7 separate regions of the Mus musculus genome follow, and regions 1, 2, 3, 4, 6 and 7 are each linked to region 5. A link is a loop called in an ENCODE intact Hi-C map of the cell type or tissue named here. Cell type or tissue: heart. All regions are shown on one strand.

The links. Hi-C counts contacts between places; a loop is a spot of excess contacts. Peaks named below come from ENCODE experiments on the same cell type or tissue, not always from the same donor. Only the 100,000 strongest peaks of a DNase experiment are listed, where the experiment ranks them.
Region 1: a loop joins it to region 5, with 3 times the contacts of the local background. A loop is called at or near these places in 13 of 42 quality-filtered maps.
Region 2: it touches region 5 in a loop (3-fold over the local background); 3 of 42 quality-filtered maps call a loop at or near these places.
Region 3: it touches region 5 in a loop (3-fold over the local background); 4 of 42 quality-filtered maps call a loop at or near these places.
Region 4: it touches region 5 in a loop (4-fold over the local background); 10 of 42 quality-filtered maps call a loop at or near these places.
Region 6: a loop joins it to region 5, with 2.7 times the contacts of the local background. A loop is called at or near these places in 2 of 42 quality-filtered maps.
Region 7: it touches region 5 in a loop (2.5-fold over the local background); 3 of 42 quality-filtered maps call a loop at or near these places.

Annotation. Positions count from the first base shown.
Region 1 is chr5:74,431,921-74,435,920 of GRCm38, forward strand. All of the region lies in intron 4 of Scfd2 (Sec1 family domain containing 2), which reads right to left. Among named protein-coding and RNA genes, the nearest start is that of Scfd2, 98 kb to the right of the region's middle. In heart, a CTCF peak has its summit at 2,056 (motif pointing right); no DNase peak of the experiment used is centred here.
Region 2 is chr5:74,790,300-74,794,299 of GRCm38, forward strand. No RefSeq gene overlaps it. Among named protein-coding and RNA genes, the nearest start is that of Lnx1, 89 kb to the left of the region's middle. In heart, CTCF peaks have their summits at 2,080 and 3,558; DNase peaks (open chromatin) are centred at 472, 2,202 and 3,262; H3K4me3 peaks cover 719 bases; H3K27ac peaks cover 1,389 bases; H3K27me3 peaks cover 782 bases.
Region 3 is chr5:74,590,026-74,594,025 of GRCm38, forward strand. Fip1l1 (FIP1 like 1 (S. cerevisiae)) reads left to right here. Exons shown (of 18, transcript NM_001159573.2): 16 at 1,749-1,968. It also overlaps a transcript of Lnx1 not described here. Among named protein-coding and RNA genes, the nearest start is that of Gm32304, 56 kb to the right of the region's middle. In heart, a CTCF peak has its summit at 1,589; no DNase peak of the experiment used is centred here.
Region 4 is chr5:74,611,688-74,615,687 of GRCm38, forward strand. All of the region lies in intron 6 of Lnx1 (ligand of numb-protein X 1), which reads right to left. Among named protein-coding and RNA genes, the nearest start is that of Gm32304, 34 kb to the right of the region's middle. In heart, no CTCF peak of the experiment used is centred here; a DNase peak (open chromatin) is centred at 2,354; H3K4me3 peaks cover 951 bases; H3K27ac peaks cover 1,049 bases.
Region 5 is chr5:74,309,617-74,313,616 of GRCm38, forward strand. All of the region lies in intron 5 of Scfd2 (Sec1 family domain containing 2), which reads right to left. Among named protein-coding and RNA genes, the nearest start is that of Gm32064, 4.9 kb to the right of the region's middle. In heart, a CTCF peak has its summit at 1,961; a DNase peak (open chromatin) is centred at 2,015; H3K27ac peaks cover 469 bases.
Region 6 is chr5:74,700,794-74,704,793 of GRCm38, forward strand. It overlaps Lnx1 (ligand of numb-protein X 1), which reads right to left and starts at 2,110. Exons shown (of 11, transcript NM_001159577.1): 1 at 1,999-2,110. It overlaps Gm15984 (a long non-coding RNA gene), which reads left to right and starts at 1,679. Exons shown (of 4, transcript XR_001784879.2): 1 at 1,679-1,879. In heart, a CTCF peak has its summit at 2,276; DNase peaks (open chromatin) are centred at 2,238, 3,198 and 3,838; H3K4me3 peaks cover 1,033 bases; H3K27ac peaks cover 1,156 bases.
Region 7 is chr5:74,385,809-74,389,808 of GRCm38, forward strand. All of the region lies in intron 5 of Scfd2 (Sec1 family domain containing 2), which reads right to left. Among named protein-coding and RNA genes, the nearest start is that of Gm32064, 71 kb to the left of the region's middle. In heart, no CTCF peak of the experiment used is centred here; a DNase peak (open chromatin) is centred at 1,883; H3K27ac peaks cover 614 bases.

The sequences.
Region 1 (4,000 bases), 120 kb after region 5:
AAAAATTTAAAATAATACCCAGTAAAATTATCACTAGTATTAGTCGTGTGATACTGCTCAGAACCTCCCTTTGAGTCCACCTGTTCTCTGATGTGACACATGATCAGATTTTTCATTTCTGCTCACCAGCTGAAATTAGAGGAGTGGCTTTTCTTGCTATCAAAGAAAACAGACCTGATGGACAAAGAAAACATGGGGACCTTTCTATGGGTGTGCTGCATACGACATTCAACTCCACTCTCTTCTTGAGGATCCTGGCTTCATGTTTTATCAGTCACAACCTTTCATTGTGTTCCTTCTTACAGCAGCCCCTATTTTAAAGGTGCTTTCCAAATAACCTTATGTTTGGACTGAGTTAAAAATGCTAAAAACAGATGTGCTCGCTATCTTCCAGGAATGCTGCAGAGATCCTAAGGAGAGTGGACTCAGCACCACCTGGATTGGACCCACAAGACAGTAGCTACTATTAACAAGCCCAAAAGAAAAGAGAGAATTTGATTTTAGTGCCCTGTTAGAGATATTTGGGCAAAAGAAAGTGTATTTATGTGGAAAGTTTCAAGACATTACAAATGAGATAAAGCTAAATGAGAAGAACACAGACGTGCAGCCCATAGACCTCAGCTCGCCATATGTGAAGTATCAAATAAATAGCTTTTCTAATCTCAAATGTTAATCTCTCCTTTCAGCCTTCCTCATTTTATGGGACCAAATATTTCAAGCCTCATCTGGGTTCTATTACAATCTCAAAGACAACACGATATCTAGGAAAGAGTTTATATGTAAAAATCACTTAAACTCAGGCAGTGGTATAAACTGAAGTCCAGACTCCATTACCCCTAGATTTCATGTAATTATATTCCTTTTTCTTTAACTCCAAAATGATAATTTTCTCCTTTGGCACAGAGTCTCTTTGGCTCCAGGTTTGATGCCAATGCAGTCTTACTGTGAAAACAAATTAGAAGTAGGTGGTCTGGTTAGTCTTCACAATGCTCCATTTTAATCAGGCAGAGCAGTGGAGAGGACGGCTGTGGAAACGCTGGCGGGTCTTCAAACAACAGTGCACGCTGTCCATTTTACTCACAATGAAAAAGCTCTTCGGGAGATTTCGATAACGGTTCCCCTCCTACTCGGAGTCCACATTTGTAATGTTTATATAAGTGGGGCTATAAATCTTTCTCCAATAGACCCCATGGTTTCTGAGGCAGACTTCTTGTTATAAACTGCCTGTTTCCGGTTTGCCTGCCTAAGCAAGGCAGGCAAAGCCAGTTCGCCAGAGACTGGAACTAATTTAATGTGCTCCAGGTTTAAGCCCCTAGCCTGTGTGCCTTTACAGGGAGATTTTACACAGCGGATTACAGCTGACTTTAACAATGATTCATATGATAAGTGGCTTTCGATTTGTTTTTTAATGTCCGAAAGTATGCATTTGCAAAGGACATGTCATCAAAATAATGTTGTTAAAGTAATACCCTTAGAAAGGGAAAAGAAGGAATTCAACTTTTCATCAAAATGAAAAAGTTTAAATGTTATCCGTGCCAAAGACTCTTGCACATGAATTTAAGGGTTCTATTACACAAAATAAGACAAAGTTGTTTATAGACAGTTAAGCCTGGATGAGCTCCAAGATGTGATTGGTTAAATTGATACATTTTACCTCAAGGTTTGGTCCTGTTATTAAAAATACTGAAGCTATCATGAAAATGGACAAAAGCCCTATTCTTTCCAGCCTCAAAGAGATCCTGTGCGTTTTTTTTCAAAGATGCACCATTCCTTGAGACAAGCGCTAACTGAAACAGAAGCACATTCACAAACCTCCACTACCATCCATCAGGGGAAAAACAAAAACGTGTCATCTGTTACCTCAGCAACGCCCCGTAAGAAAGTAAACGGCACCACAGAAGCGAGGAGTCTACTAATCCTCTGAGTGTCTGTGCTGAGTACTCTCTACAACACCTTTTTAAAATACCAAATGTAAGAAGATAGGTTTGTCCCAAGCTGTTGATTTCTTCCAATTTTTTTCTTTTGAGATTCCTTCAAAGGGCAGGGCAAAGACATACAGTAGGGGGCAGTGTTGCACCACCGTGCTCTCACTTGGAAAGAATCAAGGCCAGACCGAAGGAAACCCAGCCATTATTCTTCATTTAGACTTATTACCCTAATTATTACAAAATTTCAGAGTTTTTCCTTGTAGCATAACCTGCTTTTTCACCACCTACATACCTACATACCATATTAAGATGTTTTAAGTGATACAAAAACAAATGTTTTTAATAACAAAACCAAATCCACCCAAATATCCGAGACATGGCTGATTGCTGTTTAGCCGTTGATGGAGAACTATTTGTTCAATGTCATATTTTAAAAGCACGAAGACTTCTCCAACTGCAAATATCCAGATGTTCTTTATTGTAAATATAATATCACATTGGGAGATGGCTAAAAAAAAAAAATGAATGAACCTTGGTCTAAAATGAAATGCAGAGTTGGTTTATAAAATACAAGTCAATGTGACCCATGCTAATTAGATAATTTTAAAAATATGGGGTAAGAAAATATTTACAAGTACAAAATGTCTTCATATCTTCCAGAAATAAACTCTTTTGTTCCATCTGCTGGGCTGGCTCTCGGAAGGAGGAAACTGACACCTGGGCTGCATGCTTGCTCCCCAGCACTTACGCTGCTTTGGAGTTCTGAGTGGGTGCGCGGAGAGGCTAAACCTTTCCCAGGTCCCAAGAATAAAACTTGCCCATCTATCGAAGTAATTTTATCTACCATACATAGTGGAAATCCAAGTGTATATTTCAAGGTTAGTAAACAAAATAACAATTCACTATTTGACTTCAAAAAAAGAAAAAAAGACAAGGAGCCTGAAAGATGGCTCAGAAGTTAAGAGTACTTACTGCTCTTGCAGAGGACCTGAGTTCATTTCCTTGCATCCACATTAGACATCTCACAACCACCTGTAACTCTAGTTTCAGGGGTGGGTCTGATGCCCTCTTCTGAACTTTGCAGGCAACTGCAACCATGTGGTACACATAAACTCATACAGACTACACACATACAGACAGAGACTGTTTTTTAGTAAATAATTAAAATAGAATCAAAACTCCCACAGTCTTAGTAAGTGATTATTTCTCTTTGTCTTCAATTTCAACTTGGTTTTTTTTTCACTTGTGTTAAGAAAGGTTAAATTTAAACAAAAATAAACTTTTACAATTTCATAATTACACTGGAAAAAATATTAAAATCATGTCTCTAGAGATATACAAATTAATGGTTTAAAATTTACAAAGGGACTCTAAGAATACAAAATATTTTTTGAAATTCCATAAGCCAGCAAGAATCCATAGGCTTACATTTAAATGTAATAGATTTTAGGTTTTAGTACTTTGTTATATTATGGTTCATTGTATTCCTGAGAATGTACTTTTTTTACACTCTCCAGGAGTGTGTGTGTGTGTGTGTGTGTGTGTGTGTGTGTGTGCACAGTATGCACTTAGTGCTTCTATGAGACTCCCCCCTCCCCAATATGTGCTGTACCTTTCCAGCAAAGCTTTTGCAGTGGGGAGAGGCTCCTTTTCAAGACTTAACAGAAACACTGCCCCTATAATTACAACTAAATTTCCTTCAAATTGAGCTAAACATTTGAGCTGCCAGATGGGACATAATTCTTCATAATTATTGCAGAAAGAGGGCCTGTGACAGTTGCAACAGAGTAATTGGCTAATGGAAGAGCAGCAGGTATGCATTTTCCCCAAACATCTGTTTGAAACTCTGGGTCATTTGAAGAGTACCTAAAAGTCCCATCTTCTAATTAGCTTCTCACCAAGCCAAATCCCATTGCCAAGGCTGTTTGAGTTGGGTGAGGGTCAAGGTTCTTCTGTAGTCAGGCTGATGAAAGCACTGCACCCCTCCAAAAGCATGCACTTATTTCATCTCACAGTGTCGCTCTGAGATGGAAGAGGAAGAAGCATTTTCTCCTAAGAGGAATGTATTTTCT
Region 2 (4,000 bases), 480 kb after region 5:
CAACTGTTTTCCCTTGGTCAACTGGCTAGTCTATTGGGTTTTAGTAAGAATAAGAAAATCTACAATCAAAGTTGAGTTCTTCCCCACCAAGAGCTGTGCTTCCACTTCCCCAGGCTTGTGGGAAGCAGAGCTATTAGGAAGCTGGCGCCCTTCTCTACGCCAGAGAAGATTAGCAGAAGTTAGGCAAGGGTTTAGAGACTTGAAAATTTGCCTTCAAACATGAGGAAAAAATTAAAGTTTTTCCTAAAGTTGTTCCTATTGGCAGAGACTTCATTCATATCCTGCTCGTACAGGCGCAGATATGGGCATGGGTACAGATGTGGGTGTGGATACAGATACGGCCATGGGTACAGATGTGGGCATGGGTACAGATGTGGGCATGGGTACAGATGTGGGCATGGGTACAGATGTGGGCATGGGTACAGATGTGGGTGTGGATACAGATACGGCCATGGGTACAGATGTGGGCATGGGTACAGATGTGGGCATGGGTACAGATGTGGGCATGGGTACAGATCTAGACATGGGTACAGTTGAGGGCATGGGTGACACATTCTTTTCTGCAGAGGCAGAGTATTCTGTATGAGTATATGAGATGCTGTGTGAGTGTAGCTAAGTTTACTTATCTGTTTCACTTTGGTGGGACATTGAGTTGCTTCCTGTTCCGAGATGCTGAGAGTGAGGCAGTAGCCTCTGCCACCGGCTGAGGCAGTGGGGCGTTCTGACAGTGCTATCCTCTGTGTGTATCCACACATCTGTATTTCCCCCTCCAAGGCACAAAGAGGATCATGGAGCAGGGACTAGAAAGAATGTAAGTCAGAAGATGAGGAAGAGTGCTGCGAAGCCCAATCTTCAGGATGACATGGCCACTGTACTCATAAACTTGTAGCCATGGTTACCTGCCCACTGAGGGCCCATCAGTGGTCCATCATTTGTAAGGGAGGGAGGCCTCCTCATGAGGCCTAGCCTTCCTTGAGGAGTTCTTGGCAGCTAACAGGGTATCAGGGGAGGGGAGGGGAGGGGATTTTCCTCCTGGCCACAGGTAGGTCGTCCAGACTTTAGGAAATAGTATTCCTATCCAAGCTCATGTAAACAATGCTGATTAAAATCAGTAAGTTGTGAGTGGGGACGGGGAGGAAGAACAGAAAAAATGTCAGGAAAGTAGGAGAGGGACTGGGTGGAAGGAATATGGAGTTCAGCAAGAGGGGACAAGAAAGAATGGGGGAGAGTGAATTTAGTCAAAATACATTATATATAGATAGATATAAATATAGATAGCTATAGATATGCATACACATACGTAATTGTCACACACAGACATACAAAGAGTTCATGACAAAATACACAGTACCTACATTATCTGGATTTTTAGAAAGCTACAGTCTTCATGCCCTTGAGAAGGCCTGAAACAAAGAAAATTAGTGTATATTATAATATGTACGGTAACCCACTGTGTCTGCTCTGCCTTCATGGGGTCAATCAAACACAGACAACAATGTTTATGAAAAACAACCGCATCTGTCCTAAACATGTACACTCCTGTTTTCCTGGTCATTTTCCCCTAAGCAATAACTGCAGCTACTCACAGCACTTACATTGATTTGTGTGAAACAAGTAATCAGGAGATTGCGTGGGTTTTATGCAAACACTATCCATCTCACAGAAGGTACTCGAGCATCCTTGCATCTCAGTATCCACTGGGTACTGGAGCCAATCGCAGGAGGACACCAAGAAACAGTCCTGTTTATATGCTTTTCAGGTAAAGACAATTCCAGACCGCAAGGATCAGGTGCAGGTCGTGATTCAGATCTGTGCTCTCAGAATACAGAACAGAATCTTTTGTCTAGCATGCCAGACCTGTCATGAAAGCTGTTCAAGTAAGAGATCGGGCGGGCACTGTGAAGCAGGGGGAGGCTGACAAGTGGCCAGGACACCCGGGGGTCAGGAAGCAACTCCCTGGAGCATAGTCCCTGCGGTACCATCTCCTCTAGCTTCATGGCTACTTACAAGCTATCCTGACCCTAGAAAGGGATCTAAGGAGAAAGCTACTGCGCTGAGCCTAGGAGGCAGCAAACAGCTTTGGGAGAGGAGCCACAACAGCAGGGAAGCAGTGCCAAGAACAACAGGAAGCTCGAAGCCACGCCCCTGCTCGTTGAGCGAGCGCAGGCCTGGAAGCCTGGGTTATTTGCTCCAAAGAGCCTTGAGCAGATGTTACATAAACAAAACCTCCACTGACTCCAATTCTGGGTCTGGCCTAAAATAGCCCCGGGGCTAGACTCTGTCATTCCTAGTGGTTCCCCATGTGTGCAAACTACTGCCCTCATTGAACCATGTTGGTGGACACACTGCAGCCTCCTCAAGGGACAGCTTCCCCTAGGACCAAAAGCAAGGCTCCTTGACTGCCCGTGGTGGCCCAGACACAAGGCGTCCCTCTAAGATCTCTGGTGGCTGCTGGCTCCTCTCTCCAGGAGGCAGGAAGTTGGGGGAGGAATGTTTAAAAAGTCTCCCCCCACCGCTTTCTTCCCCCTCTTCTTTCTCCTCCATCTTCCCTTTTCCCCCTCTCTTCTCCTCTTCCTCCTCTCCATCCTTCCCCTCCCCATCTTTCACCCCTCCTCTTTCCCCACTTCTCTCTCTCCTACTCCTTTGTATAATGTGGAGAAACCCGAAGCAGAAGCAAGCTTTCCAGGTTACCGCGGGTGCAGGCGGTAGTAGAGTTCCTTCTTGGGGCTTTTATTTGCAATTGATTTAAGACTGTCGCTGTGCTCCCGACTGACTTTGTGCTTGTACAAGTTTCCCAGACCTGTTTGGGTTTCAGCTCCTTTGTGCTACATACAGAAAACCAGTCCAGTGTGAACATCTGGAGGCTTGAACATCTGTGCCCCAGCAAGGGGTCACTCCAGCGTTACCACTACTTCAGCATGGGTCCCTGGAAACTGTTAATCATCTTTTTCTCCTTGGCCGCTTGCCTCTCTCTAGAATCTTACAAGCAAATCTTAAAGCAAAGCAAAAAACAATAAAGCAATGTCTATGATTCAAAAATACTGGTGCCAGATACTTGCTATATGTTTAGTACTATAGAAAGTATCCGATGTGTTTCCTTTTGTTTAATTTTCACTGAACAGTCCTATGAAATTTGAAGTTATTACCTCCAGGAGACAGATAATGACAGGTTAGAAAAAATAACGATAGGACTTGCCAGAATTTCTACAGGGGTGGGACAGGGCCCAGAGCTGGCAGGGACTGACTGTGTCAGAGAACATCTGCCAGGCCTCATAGCTCCTCCTCTTGGTTTTCTTTCTGCTCAAAGTCCAAGCTACTCTATCTTTTGCCCTTCTAATTAAACACAGCAACCAGTGTTCATCCTAACATGGTCTCTGAGACCCAATCGGCCAACATGCTATTGACATCAGGAAAAAAAAAAAAAAAAGGTATGACGCATACGGAGGAAGTGTTGAGATTATATTTTTTTTTTCAGTACTTGTACTTTGAAAGAGGTCTTTGTGTTTCTCTGGGTTAGAGCCTCCCAGATGTAGTTGTTAGCCCCGAGCCTAAGTTCTAAGCCCCCTAGAGGAAGGCTGAAACCATATGTAGACAAGAAGAGGCCTATAAGAGGCCAGTACTCAGGCTAGGGCCAGTGCCAGCTGCAGGGAGCAGGGAGGGCTCATGTCACTTGGGAACTCTTAGCTTCCTGAAGATTTTAGTTCTGACCCCAATTGTCTCTTGAGTCTGGGACCCTCAGGGATTTCTGTTCTAGGATGGTACACTCTTCCCCTTAGAACTAAGGCAACTTTACCGTTAGACAGAATCAAATGGCATATATATGGTGGGACTGGGTGGACCTATATGTTAGAACTTTAGGTGCCAGGACCAGAATACCTAAGGGAAACATTTAAATGGGAGGATTCTTTTGGCTCACGGTTTCAAAGGGCTCAGTCCATGGTTACTTGGTTCTGTGGAGAAACGTGGGTCATGGTGGTACCATCATGTATGTCTAACCAGA
Region 3 (4,000 bases), 280 kb after region 5:
TGGACATTATGATGGCCTATTTCCACCATTGAAGGTGGAAGAAATATTAATGGACTTAGAAAGCATTTCTGTGGTAGAATCTGTCCTGCTGCCATGCTTAGTCATTAGACTGAAAGTCAAACATCCCCCTAAGGCTGTGTGTTTACCTCGAGGCACCTGTCCTGCTCTTTTCTAAGTGTCCCAGTGTTAGCCACCATTTTCACAATCTCTACCGTCTCCAGCAGGGTACCAGATCCCTCCCTCTTCTGTAACCCTGTAGCAATACAAAATAATTGTTGAATCATGAGCTCTGTGGTTGCCTGTGCTTGGATCTTGGGTCCAACTTACCTTAGATAACCTTGGATGAATTAGAATATTTTCCTCTTGTAAACTGGAGCTAGAGTTGAAGTTTAGCACAGTATCTATGATATGTAAGCATTCCCTAAGCATCACTCATTGAGTTTGTCTATTTGGGTTTTACCTTTTTGATGGCATTGGGAGTTTCTGTCACTCTGTCCTATGTGTTTGCTTCAGTACAGGTGAGACAGTGACTAGCCCATATTAGAAAGTCATACCTGATAGTACTGACCCAGCCTTGGAGAATTTTTTTAAATGGATAATTAAGAACTCAACTCTTTCTCAGAGTGACAGATGTTTGTTTTTCCTGTCAGGAAGTAGGAGTTTCCCACTTACTGTCTGTATAGCTACTAACTTTCCTTCCAGGGACAAGCCTTTAAGTAAAAGCTAATTGTAAAAATGAGGGAAGGAAAGGAAGGGATTCTCCTAATCTTAGCCAAATGGAGCTTTACAATAAAGACAACAGACAGAGCTTCTTTGCTGTTCTGTTTTTACCTTCGTTTTATTTATTTTAGATTTTATAATTCATCCTTGTACCCCTGAGCAACATAAAATAATATCTTCTCTGGATATGATCTGAAGACTGCTTATGAAGTGAGACCTAGTTTAAAAATAAGTTTTTTAAGAATATTAGGAGACAGGCTTTTTTTAATCATTATTTTGGTTCACAGATTAAAGGTTCACACCCATAACTTAGCCCATGACTCTTAAGCCTCGTGTGGTGATGGTGTATAATGAAGCCACACCATTCAACTGATGACAGGACAGAAATGAATCAAAGAAGAAGAGATTTGTGACCCACAGTCCTCCTGAAGAGCATGTTCCCTGTAACCCAAAGTTTCATATAGATAGGCCCAGTTTCTCTGTTTAAAGAAATATTTAAAATTTATTTTATTTTTTGAGTATGAGTATTTTGCCTATATGTCAACCACAAGCATCCTTGGTGCCCATGGAAACAGAAGAATAGTCAGATACCCTGGAACTGGAGTTAGGATGGTTGTGAGCTGCCCTGTGGGTGTTGGGAATCAAACTTGGATCCTCTGGAATAGAAGTCAGTGCTCGGAACCCCTTTATCTTCATGAAGCCATTCCTCTCAAATCCCTTTCCCAGGTGTTTTATATCATGTAGTCATGTACTCAGAATATGGATTTATAAAAGATCACACACACACACACACATACACGGGTGCTTTGCTTACATGTATATCTATGCGCCATGTGTATGCAGTGCCCATGGATACCAGAAGGTGTCATCTGACTCCCCGGGAACTGGAATTATAGACAGCTGTAAGCTGCCCTGTGAGTGCTGGGGAATGAACAGTGTCTTCTTGTTTCTGTTTTTGATATTGGAAAGTAAGTAGAGTATAATACTGAATCCCATAACCTGTGCTTTTAATGTGCTTTTTCCTTTAGTCGCCTTTCCCCACCTTACCAGTTCTGCTCCCTCATGGCCGAGCCTTGTGGACACCACCAAGCAGTGGGACTATTATGCAAGGAGAGAAAAAGACCGAGACCGAGACCGGGAGAGAGACCGAGACAGAGAGCGAGAGCGGGACCGGGACAGAGAAAGGGAGCGCACCCGGGAGCGGGAGCGAGAGCGCGACCACAGCCCCACCCCAAGTGTTTTCAACAGGTTTGTTGGGTGTGCGGGGCCTTGAGCGCACTTCATTTTTACTCAGTTTTATTTGATGTGAGGAGATGAATTCCAGTTCACCTGGGAAAGGAGTATTCAAGGTGTGGTTAGAAAAGCCATTTTGAAATCATACTCATTTTGTTCTTGAGGATTCCAAGTACTGTAAGCAGCAATTTTCACACCATGTTGTTCACTTGGCCTTTAAAGGAAGTTTATATCCCCTCACAGGTTTCCTTCTTATCACCTAAACATGATTTCTCAGTGATTGCTTATAGTTAGGCCACATGAAGAATCGAGTACCTGCAGAGCCATGTACTCTTCAAGCTAGTTTCGATCCTGTGTTAGATAAGTTTAATTAGTTGGTAATTCATATACAGTCCTAATATATATTGTTTTCAAATAAAATTTCCACTTTATGTATTGTGAGTTAAAAAATACTGATTTACTGATTGTCCCATTTATTTGTTTTTTAATGTTTCATTCATGTGAGTGACATTTTGAGTCCTGTTCTGAGCCAGAAATAGTGCTGTTTCCTAAAATACATAAATATTCATACATTGTCTTTACACATTAAATTCATAGAACTGTTAAGCTGACTCAGTCAAAGAGTGTATGACAAAGGACTAGAAAAGATGATGAAAATACTTTTCTCCCACCCTGTTTTCTCATGACTTGACACATAGTAGATATTTAATACAACTTTATTGATCAAATAGGTAAATGACAGTATGGCATGTACATGTAAGTGGGACAGACAGTGCTGGCTACAGCCACCGACACGCACCGTTCTGCTTATGTTCAAGGGCAGGAGTTTTTTCAGGAAGTTGTCTAGTTTCCAATGTGGTTGAAATGTACCTCTGAAGTAGCATATTGTCTGTAAAATGTATGTGTCACAGTCAAGGATCTTAGTGCAGAAATGCATTGGAAGAAGATCTTGCATCGCACACCGGATGCACACACGCACAGGGGCTGCTGACTTTCTGCTGAATTGGAAAATGTTAGTGGTTAAACCATGTGTTCATTTTCAGGTTGCTGAGTTTTAAGGCATTACTTAAATTTAAGAAAAAGCTTGAGGCCAGAAAAGCAGAAAGTAGAGGAGTTCTCTGTTCTGACTTGTCCTAGGAAAATTGTACTAGGAAATACTCATGGGAAGTAAAAGCTGTTTCTAAAGACTGACAAAAATATTCTAAAAGCAAAACATACATAGTATGTGTCGCATTACAAATTACAGGGTCACTGTTTTGAAAATTAGAGAGCAGTTTTAACATCTGTTTTTAAGGCAGTTTAATTGAGGGCCAGAAAGAAGACTGGTTGCTATAGGATGTTAGAAAATGTGTTCTAATGAGTTCCAGGCCTGGAGTGACCTTTGCACTATGGCGTGTATCAGAAGGGATGGGGCGCGGCTGCTGTTTTCATGAAGGGCCGACTCCCCAGCACGTGACGGCCTACAGCATTCAAGGAAAAGAGGGGCTACACATAATGAGTTGTGCAGTAACTGGCCTTCCGTATTTTATGCAAGCTTAGTTGGAGTCATTACAAAGAAAACCTCATTTGTTGATGGACTTAGTTATAATATCCACTTGTCTCTGTACTGGTTTTTGTTTTTTGTTTTTACCTTGGAGAGAATTATTAGAGCCCCAGAAACCTTTATAGGAAATACTCTGCTTCTGAAAATGTAAGCACTAAACTCCTTGAAGAATTCCATGTCTTTATACTGTGCTGTGTGCACATGCTCATCCCCTGGAGCCCCTGAGAGCCCAGAGGACAACTCGCAGGGGTCAATTCTATCCTCTACAATATGAAGACTGAGGATCAAACTTGGGTGCCACCTGCAGCAAGTACCGTTCCCCACTGATGTCCTTTCAGGGCAAGAATTCCAACCACTGACTGCTTACTCTCACACCACGCACTTTATAAACATTCCTGTTGGTCTCAAGGAAACCTTGAAAAGATTGACAGTTACAGATGAGAAGCCTTGAGGTCTAAAGGAGTGAAGTTCAGCATTCCTGGGGCTCAGCCTTAGGTCATGCTG
Region 4 (4,000 bases), 300 kb after region 5:
GCAAGTGTCAGAACCTGGATTCTTATCAGTCCTCAAGCTGTCAGATCTGCAGGGGAGACAGGCCAGACCCTGGGTCTGCGGGTGTCATAGAAACAAGGTTGATTCCCCAAATGAAAATGACTACTGGATCCTCCCACCACTTCAGTGAGAAGTGCAAAAGAGAGGCACAGCTCCATTTGGTTAGAAAGGCACCCGGGGGAAGCCAGGTTCAGACACCAGGAAGATGAGGGAATATAAGGTCTGGTAGCTCCTCTCCTCGTTTCAGTTCCTGACCGCTCATCACAGCAGAGACAGACACTGATATATGCACACGCTGCCCTTCCTGGGTATGGTTCCAGGGCCACAGAGAAATCGGGTCACAACAAAGGGCCCGTACTGTATATGTCCATTAGCTAAGGCAGTAGCAGCTGTCTGATGCTTACCTTTTGCTGACAATGGTTTGAATGTATGTGTCCCCCATGGGTGGAAATTTTAACCCCCAAGGTGATGGTATTACCAGGAGGGTTTTTGACTCCGTCCCCATGAATGGGATCCCTTACAACAGAGCGCTCAGCACATGAGGATACAAGAAGATATAAGAAAGTCATTTGGGGGTGGAGGTGGTTCAGTGGGTGAAGGGCCTGCTGCACAAGCATGGAGGACCCGAGTTCAGACCCCCAGAACCCATGTGAAGATGGGGGAGGCAGCAAGAGCCTGTAATCCTAGTGTTCTATGAGATGGGAGGCAGAGACAGGGGAATCCCCACAAGCTCTCTGGTGCATGCTTTAGCAAACGACTAAAAACTTTCAGACAAAGTGGATGGTGAGGACTGAGTCTCCAGGCTGCCCTCTGTACTCCCCAAGTCTCCCGTGGCATGTGCTCGCCCACGCTCACTCATATGAATGCATGCACGAACAGATACATGCAGACACCACGCACACAAAGATGTAAACGGGAGGGGGGCATTTCCAGATAGGGAACCTGCCTGCGTTTTCTCAGAACTCAAAGAAACCCATTTCTGTTGCTCACATGAATAAGTCACTCCCTTTAGAGGACTTTGTTTCTAAAGCAGTCCACAGAGACTAGGACACCACTTCTCTCACCGTCCTCTCTAGGGCACATAACTCCCTCTGCACCCCCACCCCAGGAACTTTTCCCCCCACTCAGGAACTAGGACCTTAAGTACTAAGAGCTCTGCCAATGCACTTGGTTTAGCACCGAGCAGCCCAAACATTCCTTACACTGATATCTCTATTCAAGGGTCTCTTGAAACTCAGAGGTCATCAGGTGGGTGGTTATAGCTTTTAGTACACTTGTTGGGATGGAGTAAGAATGTGATAAATCTGGGGAGAGCTGGCTCCGAGGTTAAGAGCACTGACTGCTCTTCCGAAGGCCCTGAGTTCAATTTCCAGCAACCACATGGTGGCTCACAACCATCCGTAATGAGATCTGACGCCCTCTTATGGTGTGTCTGAAGACAGCTACAGTGTACTTACATTAAAGAAATAAATCTTTTTTTTTTTTTTTAAAGTGATAAATCTCGCAATGGACGGCTAGCTCGGGGAACTGTTCATTCCATGCCCATCTAGGAAATGCAACTGAATGGCCCAACAGAGGAAGCCTGAGCTTCATGCACAGCCCTAACTTACGAGTCAGTGCTTGCATGCTCTTCCTTTGCTAGCCTATCTTGAATTCCCTGGAATCCCTTATGCGTTAGAACAGCACAGAGCTCAGGTAACAAACACATCAAGGAGAAAGCTAACACAGAGATAGATCTAGGGCCTCACCAACAGTTCAGTTTCTGGAAGAGAGTGCTGTAACAATGTATCGCCTCCCCTGGATTGCAAGCCTCACTTACGCTAAGAGGTTATCTTCAAGAACTCTCCCAAGTAAAAACTCACCGGGAGATAAGTAGCAATAAACTTTCAGGTCAAAACCTCAATCGCTGAGCCCAGTCTGCTGCTCTCTTATCTTTGGGGAAACTCCGGGATTGAGAAGGCTGCTGGCAGTGCTTTTTTGCTCTGGGCTAGAATTGCTTCTCTTGGACAGTGAGCAGAGCCCGCTCTGAGCAACACCTTATCAGAAACGTGGACGCTGGAGGATCCCACATGGCTCAACTCGCCAGGCAAAAGTCCAAATTGCCAAGCTGTTTAATTCACTTTGTTTGAGCACACATTTCTCACTGGGCTCCCAAATGCTGGCTCGACAATGAAGCGTTGGCAGGATTGACACCCAGATTGGAAACACGGGTATCAATTTCCTTTGCAAATAAGTTCTCTGCAAATAAGGCTGGGTCTGTGGCTCTTACCAGCCACCTTGTTAACTGTTCACAGGAAGGCTATTCTGTGTACTTTCTCTTCATAGCCCTCGAGATACGAAGTAGGCTCACGTGTTTGTCCTGGCACTAACTCTCAGGAGCAGCTGCAGGCAGGCTTGAGAAACAACAGTCCCGGGCACGAGAGTCTCTCTTTCCACCCGTGTGACTGTGATATGTGAAAGGGGAGACAAGGTAGAGGCACAGAAGGGGTGAAGGTAAGAGTGCTTCTTTGTTTCATGCCCATAGTTACGCAGGAAACTGTGCACTGCAGAGTTGTTGTTTTAATGGGAAACAGTGGCTAGGAGGGCAATGATATTACAGGCAGAGCAAAAGTTGCTGGAGGACCAGTATATGGCAGTCCAACCCTCTCATCCAGCCAAGGAATTACCCTAACTGTAAGGAAAACTGAAATTGAGTAAGTCATTTGTGTTGCTTTGGGGGCACAGACACGGACAAACACCTGCATATTCACACTATATGCTTAAATTATTACTATTGTTATTGCTATTATTTATTTTGAGACGGAGTCTCGCTATGTAGCCCTGACTGGCCTGAAACTCACTCTCTGCTGCCTCAGCCTCCTGTGGCCCGAGTGAGCACTTAGCCAGCTTCTGTGGGTTCACCTGCTGTCTTCCTTGTACTGGCTCTGCAGACTTTCAAGTTCAGGGGTCTCCATCTCCTCCACCATGCTGCAGTGTTATTCTCTACAAACACATGAAATGGGGCAAGGGAACCAAACTGACTGCTGGGTGTCACGATTGTGCTCTGTGGGACAGACCCTCAACACAGTCTAGGTCTGCAAAAGAGGCGTATTTGAAAGGGCAGTCCCTTGACACAGGCGGAGAAGGGCTAAAGTAGAACCAACAGAGTCAGTTTTTAGGAGAGATGCTTTCTGCTCAGCCACTCTTAAGACTTTTCCTGGATCATCGTCAGCTCCCCTTTAAGAAGAGGATGTAGCTCACGTGGAGAACCTAACATCTTTCTGTTTCAGTCTCCTAAGTGCTGGGATTATAAACATATGCCACCATGCCCCACTCAACGATTTCTACAAAACCAAATAAAACAGAACAAAGATCCAAATTCATGGGGCTTGAAGCATGGATCCTTAGTGAGAGTGCCCAAAAGTCTGAATATCACCTTCAGGACCCACATGATGGACAGAGAGAAGTGACCTCTCCTACAAATTGTCACCTGACCCTGACTGCACATTTGTACATGTGTTTTTGCACACGCACACCAAACAAAATGAATATAATTAAAAATTGCTTCTTAACGAAATTCATCCTATGCATCTAACTCTTTAAAAATCCCCAGAAAGAAGCAGCAGTCTAGCATCAACTGATCTTCAACGGACACTTGTGGGACGGGTGTTTCTACACTGCTCGGTGATCTCATTTCTTCAACATTTAAATATCATTCTTGCTTCATCCAGCACATGCTACCAAAGCCCTGGGCACTGTGGTGCCCTGCTTGCATCCATGCAGAAGGTCACAGATATGTAAGAGCCGCCAGACATCATCAAACCTACATTTTTCTCTGTGGGTCCTGCTTCAATTCAACAACAACATACTGTCATTCTGTCAATCAACTCATGTGTCCGTGCTCCCCAAAACAGGGAGCTGAACTTTCCTAAGTAGTATGTGGCAAGTTAAATATAGCCCTAATTAAAAAGCCAGTCTTTACATTGAACTTCAGTCAATTCTA
Region 5 (4,000 bases):
GCTTCGTATACTCTCCCCACCTCTTCTTTCAAGGGGTTCCCTGATCCCTGAGGGGAGGTATTTGATAGAGACACCCCAAACTGTCTTAGGTCTACTACTGTGAAAAAGGACATGTTGGCTTGAATTCTACATAGGGAGGCCTTCCATATTCCTCTCATTTTAGCAATAAATAAAAAGGATAAACTCACAAATATCCAGGGTCCTGAAGTTACATACAGAGATATGTCATCAGAGAGCCATTAGGAATTAAATTAATTATCTGATCTGATCAATGCATCTTTATTAAGCCCCAAATACCAAAAAGAGGATTAGGTACTGATGAAAAACAGTACACGCTTTATATATGTAGAGGAAGAACACTTCTCCTGTGTATAGAGGAGAGGGGGACACACTGTGTCATATAGTGGTGTGGTGGGCACTGGAATGAAGATGCACAGGCTGCTGCATTGACTTTCTGCAGGATGAAAGGAGGTTAGACCTGACACCAGAGGCTGTGATGTTCCAGGCATGAGAAACGCCTTGCATGAAGATCCGATACACAGAGTTCAGCAAAGATGCTGAAGGCTGGGATCAGAGGAATTACAGGCAGAAACTGTTCTTATCCACCACACCTACAATCCACACGTTCCTTCCTTGCCTTGCCCATGTGAACATTCTATGTGTGGAATGCAGTGTTATTTGTGTGGCTATTCTCTCCTCCAAGACACTACTCCCAGACTGACTCCACAGAGGTGGCTCGCTGCCTTGATAAGGCCACAGAGTCCATCCATACAGCATCAGTGTGCAGCTCCCTTGCAGACACACCCCTACACTGCCTTAGCCTGCTGGGTACGCATGATTCCATGACAGCTCAGAGTGCACTGCATCAGGGTGCCTGGGGCTCCTCACAAGACTTAGGGAAGAAAAACACTTATCTACTTCCATACCCTACACAATGCCAAGTACACAATGGGAAATCAATAAATATTTGTTGAACACACATATGAGGTCAGTGGGATACAGCTCAATTCTCAAACATAGCCAGATATATCTTTTTTAAAAATTCTACATAGCACACCCTGATACAATTGGTTAGGGTACAATCAGACATAGCATGGATCTCTAGTCTGTGAAAGCCACTGTAATTCGGCATTGCCTGCTGTTAGGAGATAGGGGACTAGGTTTACTCTAAGCTAGTTTCCACTAGAAAATGTTACTGGTGAAGTAGTTTTAGCAGATGTTTTGAATACAAACTGACACTGCAAGGTAATGATTTAGCAGATAACTAAAAGTTAGAAAGTCAGAAGGGAGAAGTGGGGGACGCCTTTCAACTGCCCAGCTTTGTTATGGGGTGGGGAGCTGTTATTTTCTGCCTAGGTTTTTCATCAAGCGGAGATCACTATATTTAAGGGAATTTAACAAGAGTAAATACAGAGAAGTACAGTAATGAAAACTAAGAATATGCCTGTGTTGTTAGGACAGTCCATAATTATGAATTTTATGTCTTCATGCATCACGATTGGTTCTTAGACACTTCCCATGCACCCAGACTTTGGGCTTCGTGTCTGGGATTCAGAGGTGGGGAAGACAACAGCTCTCCTTAGAAGGAACTGACAGTAAAGAATGCAAGCATCCTAATGACAAAAACCCCATCTATAATCTTATGCCCATGCATGGAAGAAGCAACAGGGGAACTGGGAGCAGGCTTGCCAGGAACAGCCCAGTCTGTCAAGCGCATGCTGTCAATCAGGCAGACCAGAGAAGGCTGAGGTTGGTCAGTATGTGGCTCTTCCCATCGTCCTTACAACACCAGCTCAGTGGGATCCTCTGCCATGGCCATGCTCTAGCAGAGCGGCCCAGCTCGTGTGCTCCCATAGCTTCTTCAGATCATATCTTCAAGCTGTGCCTGCATTAAAACTTGTCTCTAAGAACTTGCTAAACTTGGGAAAGGGAGGGGGCTTCATTTTCCTTCTGCAGTAACCTACATTGGCCACCAAGAGGCGCTATGGATCAACAAATGAGTGTACGCTGCTCTGTGGGACTCTGAAGTACAAACCCAGATTAACCAGCATCAGAAGGCCAGCAACTCTTGTTGGAAGACAGATGTTTGTCCAGCAGAGTACAGATGCTTTTGACCAAAGTTCCAAAATAAATCTTTCTTGTAAAGTTTAGTTAGAAGGCAGAGACTGTTTCTTACAGAGGTTTCCAAAGCTAAAAATAACTTCTTTCTCAGTGGGTCAACTTGGGTAGGGAAATAAAAAGGCAAACAAAACATTAAATAACAACAACAACAACAACAACAACAGACAAGCTCAACTCTCACAAGTTAAAATGAAGCTCTGGGGGCGATGAGAACATCTCTTTGAAAGGACACATGCTGGAAGCGGCTCTGATCATGTCACCCTTGGCCTCAGTTTTGAGTGACCCCATTCGAACAGGAACTGTCCTTACTCTCCAGGCAGAACTGGCCAACGCTTCATGTTTGTAACATTGCAGTCAGTTGCCATGGGAAGTAATCTACTGCTGCAGGCATCTTTTGGGTTAGCACTCCTGGATCATACAGAGGCAAAAGCAGCCAAGCAAACGGTAAATCTTGTCTGCGCTAGTGTGTTCTTCTTAGGGCTTAGTGAGAGTCAGAAAAACTGGGCAAAACTGTTACAATAGGAATTTTTAAAACTCTGCTAAATACTTGTGCAGAACTTTGGGAATGAACTTTCCATTGACTGAGACCACTCTTGAGCTCACTAGTCATGGGCAGGTTTCTCATTTTCTTTGTACTAGACAAATTGAAGGCTGGTACTATAAGTGGCTCTATTAGGATAAAAGTGAAAGACTTAGCTCCCCAGAGTTTTAAATATTTCGTTTGAAATTAGCTGTGTAAGTATTTTTCAAAAGCCTCCTAGAGAACCTGAAAACACAAATATTTCCTAAGGCTTCTTAAGTATTTAACGACATTAAAAAAATGCTCAAAATATTACCCAGCCTTTTCCCCCCACCCACATCCTCTCCCCTGGAAGAGAGAAGAAGCAGAAGTCCTTGCCATACTAATCATATTTGGGTGGTTACCACTGGCTAATTATAATACAATGGGCTATTTTCAGATTCCTAAAAATAAGGGAAACTTCATCAAATGCTGGGAAGGGCTGTGCAAGGGCGCCACACGGTCCACATGACACCCACAAGGGACAAATGTGAGAAACATTTCAATCACATGAAAAGCAAGGGCACCACGCGGACCACTTGACACTTTGAAGAAACCAACTCGGGAACATTTCAATCACACGGAAGCAGAGAGGATGAAGGAAACAAGTTTACTAGAAGCGTGCCGTGGGAGCGATGCAACTCGCCCAAACTTCCAATGATGCTGGTGGACCTCTTCTGTGTGCATCTTGAAGGAGACTGAATGCCATGCAGGCTTGTGCATGGACAAACACAATAAACAGACAGTCAGACAAACAAACAAAACTTTTAAACAAGTGCTTAGTATGTAGCCCAGGCTGGCCCTGAATTTTACATCCTCCGGCATCTATTTCCCAAGCTCTGGGATTGCAAGCATGCACTACTGTGTCTGGTCCCTAAATAACACCATTTAAAAAAGTGTTTGATAAAACCTTGTTGTATCTTTTAAATTGAAGCCATTTGGATTTCATCAAAGTATGATTCTTAAAAATATCCAATGGTAGGAACAATAAGTTATTTTAAAATCAATTCTGGGGTTAAGAATAAGGATCTGTTTGTAAAACAAAGGGGATGTGCTGAGGAATGAGGAGACAGCAGGGACTGAGTGAGTGGAGAGGCGACGGCACCTCTTGGTGGGAATCAGACTCTTACACGTAAACTGAAGGTGCAGTCAGATGGTTTCTCTGTCAGCTCAGGATGCTTGTTACAACTCCACTCTTAGAGCTCTACTGTACTGACACTGAAGAACCTCACCGGTACCTGCTGGTCAGGTAGAAAAGGCTGGAGAGGCAGCTGCCTAGTCCCTGCAGCAATTTCCACGGTAAGCTTCATCCACTAGTCC
Region 6 (4,000 bases), 390 kb after region 5:
ACTGACAATTAATTACAGTAATAAGAGCCGGGTTCTGAACCAGTGCAGCCACAGGAGAGCTACATGGGCTCACACACGTCCAAGCTCCCAGAAAAATTCCTCCAGTAGAGAGGGACTTGGCTTTCATTTGTCCCTGGCTCAGTACCAGGCACTGCCTCTACTCAGAGAACCACATTACATAGTACTTATATCTCTTATCCTACCGAGAAGGAAATGGAGGTCCAGAGAAGTTCAGTAATTTGCTAAAGGATGTAAAATCTCCTAATCGCACTGGTATACACCTGAACTAGTGGAGTTGTCATGGCAACTTCTCAGGGAGAACACCTGCAAGTTATCCAACAAGCTACCCCACCCCTGTACTAGACACTGACTGGACTCTGATTTCTGCCCTGTCATGGTTTTTTTTTTTTTTTCCTTTTTCTTGAATTGGGGGCAATAAAAACATAATATTATTTTCCTATGCAGTTAGAGACAATGATCAAACAATTTGTTATTTAATAATAGGTCCATTGTTTTAAAAATAACTAATTAACCAGGTATAGGAGAAGGGGTGAAAGTTTGCAGAGGTTTGGAACATCAAAGACAAATGTATGGCGTACAAAATCCAGGCTATGGGGAGTCCTTCTCTCACCTTGCTCACAAACCTCTGAATCAACTGAGAATGTTATTAAGGCATCAACGGCAGTCACTCTGCAAACACACTAGCTTAGAGGACAATACTGGGCACAAAGGTCAGCTAGAAAAGAGACTACGAGCTTCCCAAGAGTCAGAGAGAAACCAGTAACAAGCACAAAGCAGACACTTACCAGCAAGAAGCAGCCGTTCGAGGGCAGTGCGTTCGTACAGTTGGATGTTTGGCATGTTCTTTTACTTTTTAGAGGGCTGTCTCTGGGCTTATTTCCTAGTGGATGATTTCCTTATAAACCCCGCTGCTAATTTAAGACCCAGGAAAGGGACTAATCAAAGTCTATAAAATGGAATGTCTCAGGATTCATTTATTTCTCTCCTGGAGCTTCCCAGCTAAGTTGATAAGAAGACAGATTGGGGACTTGTTTCTTTGCCCTTGTTAATAATATTAGCTAGTGGAGTGGGTCTCTCAGGCTCGTTGAGAGCAGGTTATGTGGTCAGGATTAGAAAAATAAATATGGGTCCTTGAGGATTTACAATTACTTTTAGAGTCGGGTCCTAGCAGAGCAGCCTCTTCCATATATTTATTAATATAGAAAAGATAGAAACAACAAGAGAGTTTCAACAATTCAAAAGCCAGGCCTGGCGTTACATTCTTGTGGCCTTGAAGGGTAATCTTTACTTTAGCCAAAGGTCAGCAGGCAACCTATCTGGCCTGAAGGTAAACAGTTCTAATCCAGACTGCTAAATATTTTCCACAAATAAAGGAAACTAAAGGATTTTTATGAGAGAGAGAGAGAGAAGGAGAGAGAGGGAGAGAGAAGAAAGCTTATAAATAGGGAGCCAGAATTTATTACCTTTAGTATTGACTTTCTATTGTAAACAACAAGACCTAGGGAAGTATTACAGCTTTGGATCAAAATTGCTTCAGATGACATGAATGCAAGCAAGAAAAAAAAAAAGGACAATCTGAATTTTGTGAATGTCCCCAGCACCCCACACCACCCCCTACACACACACACAAAACAGGCTGAACTGGTCTGCACATTTGAACTAACTTTCAAAAAGCATCTCACCTCACTTCTCTCAGGGGTTTTAAAAAGAATCAGATCAACGTCACCAACAAGTAGAGGCCGGATTAATAATCAGGAAACAAAAATGATTAAATATCTGGCCGAGATAACGTTGCTGGCCATGGAGTAAGACTGGCGCAGACATCTCTACTCTCAGAGTGTTACTCTGGACTGAGCCAGTAAGTGGTCTTTCTTTTACTTTTTCTTTCTTTTCTTTTCTTTTTTTAAATTCAGATTCCTTGTTCAGATCCCTTTTGGGCCAGAGGTCTAAAGAGAGGAAAAAGTAGTTTCTTCTCACCTGTTCAAAGATGTTTGGGACTTTCAAAGCAGCAGTGACCAGCCAGCCTCCATCCCTGTGCCAGAAGCGTCTAGGGCCGCCTGAGCTGTGACCGGTCTCAACTTCGGTGTACAGGTGGCTGGAGGAAGAAGAAGGGTATTGGTTGGTTCAGAGCAGGAAATCTGTGACATCACGGAAGTCTGGCTGAGACCTTAGGGACTAAAACATCCCCAGAGGCTCCGCCCCCGTCAATTACCTGACTACCTTGGAGCAGGTAGGTGGCGTCTCTCAGAGGACAAATGAATCAGTTAGAGCAATTTGCCAAGTGGAATTTACTTTCCTTTCTGAGCATAGCACGTGTCTAGCCCCGTGTACAGATCTGAATGCGAATGCCTGATTGTTTCCCAGGCCCATCTTGTATGCCTGATATTGTTTCCCCTCCAGGCTCACAGGAGCCCACACAGCTGCCAACATCAGAATTAAAAGGGAAGTTTAAACACTGGAAGGAGACAGGGATTTTTGTAGGGGGGGGGGGGGAAGGAAAAGGTTGTGAAGACTTAGCCATATCTGGGACTTGTCCCCACTAACGCCTTTCTGAATCACATCCCTTTGAGTTCCTAGTGTTTTTCTGTCCCAATATTATAACAAACCAGAGATGACCTAAGTCTACTTAAAAAAATCTAATTTTGATACCTTTCAGCATCATTTCCCAAACACCTTCGCGGTCCCCAGCATATTAATAATAGATTCAGGCATTGGTAAAACTTCAGGCATTCCTACCTCGGCCTGTCTGTCACGTGGTGGTTACAGTCCACAGTAGGCCTGCAATTAGGAGTACTTTAAATGATTCAGGTTAGAATGATAGCGCCTTACTAAGGCCATGTTGTCTGCAGGGAGAGATAGGGAAGAGGACTCAGGGCTATTTTGGTCCCAAGCTTGGTGTGTGACCCTGGACAAGTCACCCTTGCTTCAGCTTTTCCAGCAGGCTAATGGCACGACTCAGCTGGCACTTGAGTGACAGCTAAGAGGATTCCTGCCTGCTGGTTAAGGCCTGTGGCATCTTGTCCCATCAGCCTGTTGAATTGCTGTGTGTCTGTGGCTCGCAGCCAGCCTCCCTCGCAGATGTAGTCACTGTTCGGAATGTGCTACCTGGGGACCCTGGGGAGTTCTCTCTCCTGGGTTGGTCCAGGCACACTTTGGTCCCCTAACGAAGAAAACGTCTGCTGAAAATCTTTCCCCCCTCCTGATCTTGAAACTGTAGAAGTCGCCTGTTCTAACACCTCACGGCCTAGCCGTGGTTTGTGGGCGGGACTAGGGGACAGCTAGAGTTAGAAATAGTAAAAAAGCACCTTCTCCCTGAGTGCCCACATTGGTAGCTGGCTCCCTGTCACTCGGTACCTTGTAAAGTAAAAGGAGAGGGTAGCAGAAGGAAGATGAAGTTAGCGCAGGAGGCAACTTCAAATCACTGGTTCACCCCAGACAGGCCTAAACAGCGCATCCATCTGGGACCAAGCAGCTTGGGACTCTTTAAAACAAACACATACACACACCTCTCTTCGCTACTTTATCCAATAGAAACTAAGGGAGGCGTGGCTACCCTGTACCGATAAAAGCAAAAGGTTCGAAAAGGAGGGAGGGGGAGGGGGTTGGGGCTTGGGGGTTGAGGAGTGGGAAGATAATAAAGGTAGTTGAACCTTTCAAGTGCAGGTTTTTCGAGGCAGGAGGTGGGGGTGGGAGGAAGTACTATTAGCCCAGCAAGACAAAAGCTTCTCCTTCCTGAGACAGCGTGTCCCCGTGTCCCCGGGGGTAGGAGGAGACCAAGGCTAGCCAGCTTGCAGAAAGCCACGCCCCTCATTGAGTTCCGCCCTCTCTGTGCTGTCAGTCAAGCTTCACCTTGCCCAAGGGGATTGGCTCTGACTTGGAGAGGCAGTTAGATTTCCAGGCACAGAAACCCTGGGCAGAGAGGCACAGGAGAAATATATTTGCATAAAATGTGCAATCAATGAACGCGCACAGAACTTCG
Region 7 (4,000 bases), 76 kb after region 5:
ATAACCAGTATGCAAAGCCACACCAGGTGATTTGGGTATTCACTCCTAAGACAGTGTGGTAAAAGGACGGCTAACTTGTACTTTGTCTGGAAGGGCAGAGCCTGGTGTTAACAAAATTAGTGCTCCTTGTTAATTTAGACATAGCCTACATGGGAGAAAGAGTGCTAGGTTAGAGATAGTCTGGCTTGACTGAACTCAAGAGGACATTTTCTGGAATGAAAAGGAAGTGTGTTGAAATTTATAAGGTCATCAAAGTTCAGTACTCTCACAATAGCTTGACAAGACAGTAGCCAAGGTAACCTTTAACAATAAAAATAGAAGCCTAGATTTTCTGCAAATAGAAAATTGCTGACCTCCATCCAAAATCTGCAGGCTTTTAAGGATGTAATTAATATTCCTAAGCTACCTCTTCATGTCCTCTTCCAACCAAGCCAAAGACCCCAGGTCCCCTAGCTCTCAGGATCCCAGTGGCCACAGTTAACAAGTGGCTCATGTGCTGCATTCTATGTGTGATGCATTTTTGGATCTCTGAGGACACTTGTGCCTGTGGAGGTTTCGAGTGCCTTCTCAAGTTTGCCATGATGTGACAGACCGAGGGAGCCACTTTGGAATAGATTCCCAATGGCTTGTTCCTGCCACTGCCGGGGAGGTGACCATGAACACAGCAGTGACAGTGCAGAGTACAGCACACACCGTGACATTGGTGGCTGTAGGTAATATTACACGATGAAGCAAGGGACAGATTTGGAGGAGTATAGGTCCCTAAGGAGCAGCCTCCACTCAGTCCTAACAGTTTCTTGAATGAATTCTTTATATTTTTTTCAAAGAGAAAACTAAAACCAACCAATCTAGTTAGCTAGTTATTCAGATGAAGTCTGTTTTTCAAGTTGGTTTTGGATCCAAAGTTCTCACAAACACTAAGTAGACCAAACTAAATAGGGGCTGTCTTCTGCAGGCAGCCAGGAGGAGGCTCTGATGACACATTGGGCAGAGCTTGAACACTAGAAGACCTCAAACCCCCTCCCCCCTCCCCAGTTACACACTCCCTCAAACACCCACTCCAACAAGGAGCCAAACCTATTCAAACCACCAAAGACAGCAAGGCAAGAAAGATGAGAAAAATCAGACCTGGGGGAAGCCACAGCTAACTGAACCCAAAGTCCCCAGAATCTAAACAGTTTGGTTGTGTGAAAACAGTAAAATGCAAAGCAGGATTTGCACTTACAGTTGCTATTATCTGTTCTCACTGCACAGAATGTTGTCCTAACAATATTTCTCACCAATGATATGTCACGACTCCTGCTCCCTCTGATGCTCTATCTATTCTTTGGGCACCATCCTGTCATCCAAATCAGAGACTCTCCTGATCTTGCCCCACATTTGTACTTTTGCAAAGTTACAGGAAACTTTGAGACAGAATCAGAGCTTCCTTCTTTGTTAGTCTTTCACCATTCAGTTACCATTAACAAGAGCCTATTATGTGCCTGCAGATAAGATTTGCACTTGAGGTACAGGGATTTGCAGAACCCACAGAGTTTATGGCCTAGAAGTGAATGCCAGATACTATTGAAATTATTATACAGCTATATAATAAACTATGCTTGCATTAAAACCCACAGTCAGATGGGGTGCACTGAGGTAATCTGGAGGGTTGAGGAAGGTGGACCTCAGGCTCTGTGGTTTGGAATGAGCTCTAAAGGGGTTAACTGTGCTGCCCTGGGAAAGTAGTTCAAGAGCCTCTGGTATAAAGGGAGTATAACACATTTAAGTAAGCACATGGCCTGTGGTAGAGACACAGAGAATGAAAGAAGAAAAGGGCCCCAGAGGGAGGCAATCATGGAAAATGATACTCCACAGCTCTGCAAGGCCCAGGACCAAGGGGTGTGCCACGGAGTCCAGACATAGAGGGAGCCATGGGTGTGGCACACTAGTTAGAAGCTGTTTGAGGCTCCTCCCTACCCTGGAGAATAATGACCCAAATTTTTTTCAGTCCTTTTGCTGTTCTATTATTTTAGGAAAAATGTTGATAATTTTTTCCACTGTCAAATAGAAAAAACAAGAGTCAACCAAACCCCCAAATATGGTGCTGGGTATATAGCTCAGTAGAGGAATGTTGACTAGCACAATCAAGGTCCTAAGCTTGGTGCTCACCCTGGGTGAGGGTAGGGAAGTCTATACAGATACTTTCATCCTCAGACATATTTTCCTGATTTTTTTCACATGTTAAATCTGTGAAAAAATAATTTGGGCATGATTTGGCTCAAGCAAGAACTGACAAGATAATAACAATAAGGATAGCTAAGAGTGGGCTAGTGCTAGTTTCCGTTGCACGTGCACCACCCAAAAACCTCCGACACACACAGCCCCAGATGGCTTCTGTTCTGCTGGAGGCTGAGGATGGCTGTCCAGACTCCTAACAGCTCCCACACCTCCAGCCTGGTACCTGGCAATCCCGCCCCTCTGAAATGCTATAACCACCCCTAGTCAAAAGCCATTACAAATGCCTGTTTCTAAAGAAGCCTGTGCTCGGCACAGATGATGTCATTCTTGTCTGGATTCCTGTTCCCTTGGAGAACAACTTGAAATAATCAAGAGACGTGTGCTAACTCCCCAAGCCCCCAGTCACTGAGATGCTCTGTCTGCTTTCTGAGTTCTCTCTGAGAGGAGTGAGATGAGTAACAAGAAAAGTTAAAAAGGTGCTGGCAGGACAGAGATTAATTTTAAAAATTATTAAAAATACAATTACACACTATATGGAGACCAGTGTCTGGGAACACGATATAAAGCACTCTGCATTTATTAATTATGAACAAGCATGCTACTTTACTTCTTACAAACCAAGGAGGGGATGGAACCAGCAGCTGTAACTGTAGTCCAGTGTTTGGTTTCCACACTCATAAAAACGAGATGCATTCCCAGCCAAAAAGTATCCAAACACATTTAATGGGGAAGGACTCTCAAATCCTACACCACTATATGAAAATCCTACACCACTATATGAAAAGAATTGTTCAGATTAAACTATTTGTCTTTACCAGCACAACACAGATAAAAAATGAAGTGTCCTCTCATTTCAGTGAATTGCTTGGATAAAACCTCAGCTTCTAAAACCTAACACATGAACTCTTGTTGCATTAGAAAATGTAAATTGCTAATGAGCACTGCTCCATATCAGTTTCCTGTTCCAGTTGGCTCTCTGTCAGCTTGGCAACAAATCAAGAGCCTGAAGAAGAGGTGCAGCCATGTGTTTTGCTTTAAAAAATAAAAGGAATAAAAAAGGGGGAGGGGGCTTCATTTTATACATGCCTCAGTGAAAATCACCACCCCGCTTGGGACCAGTTCAGTCCAGGTGCCATGGACAGAATAAACAGGCAACACACGTAGACAGACAAAGTCAGCCTCTATAAAAATTATATTTCTGCTTACATTTATAGTTATGTTTCAAAACACAGTATCACTGTGCTTGCACACACATACACATGTGTGCGCTCTTTTTGGTGTCCAACTTGTTAGTCTTTCATTTTCCCATCATCAAATGAGTCTCAGCCTAGAATCTGTTATATCCCTTTCTTATCCACCCACCCACCCATCGATCCATCCATCTAACTTGGCCTATCTATCTATCTATCTATCTATCTATCTATCTATCATCTGTCCATCTAGCTTATTAAACGGCATCAAAGCAGGTACTGATTGAAATAATTCCTAAAACTAACGCCAAGCATGGTGGCACAGGCTCCTGATCCTAGCACTCAGCAGACTGAGACTGGAAAAACATGAGTTTAAGGGTAGCCTGGGCTACATAGTGAGTTCCCTCTTTGCCACATTTTTAGGCTAAAATGTTTTTACCTCAATGTTTTTCTTCACTATCAGGATCCTAATAATCTCTTTGGGGGCTAAAGGGTCCTCCTTACTCACTAATCAAGAGCAGCTTTTCTCTGAAGGAGTATTGCCTCCTAGAACTGAGGACATAAATATTAAGGCACTAATATTCTCAAGA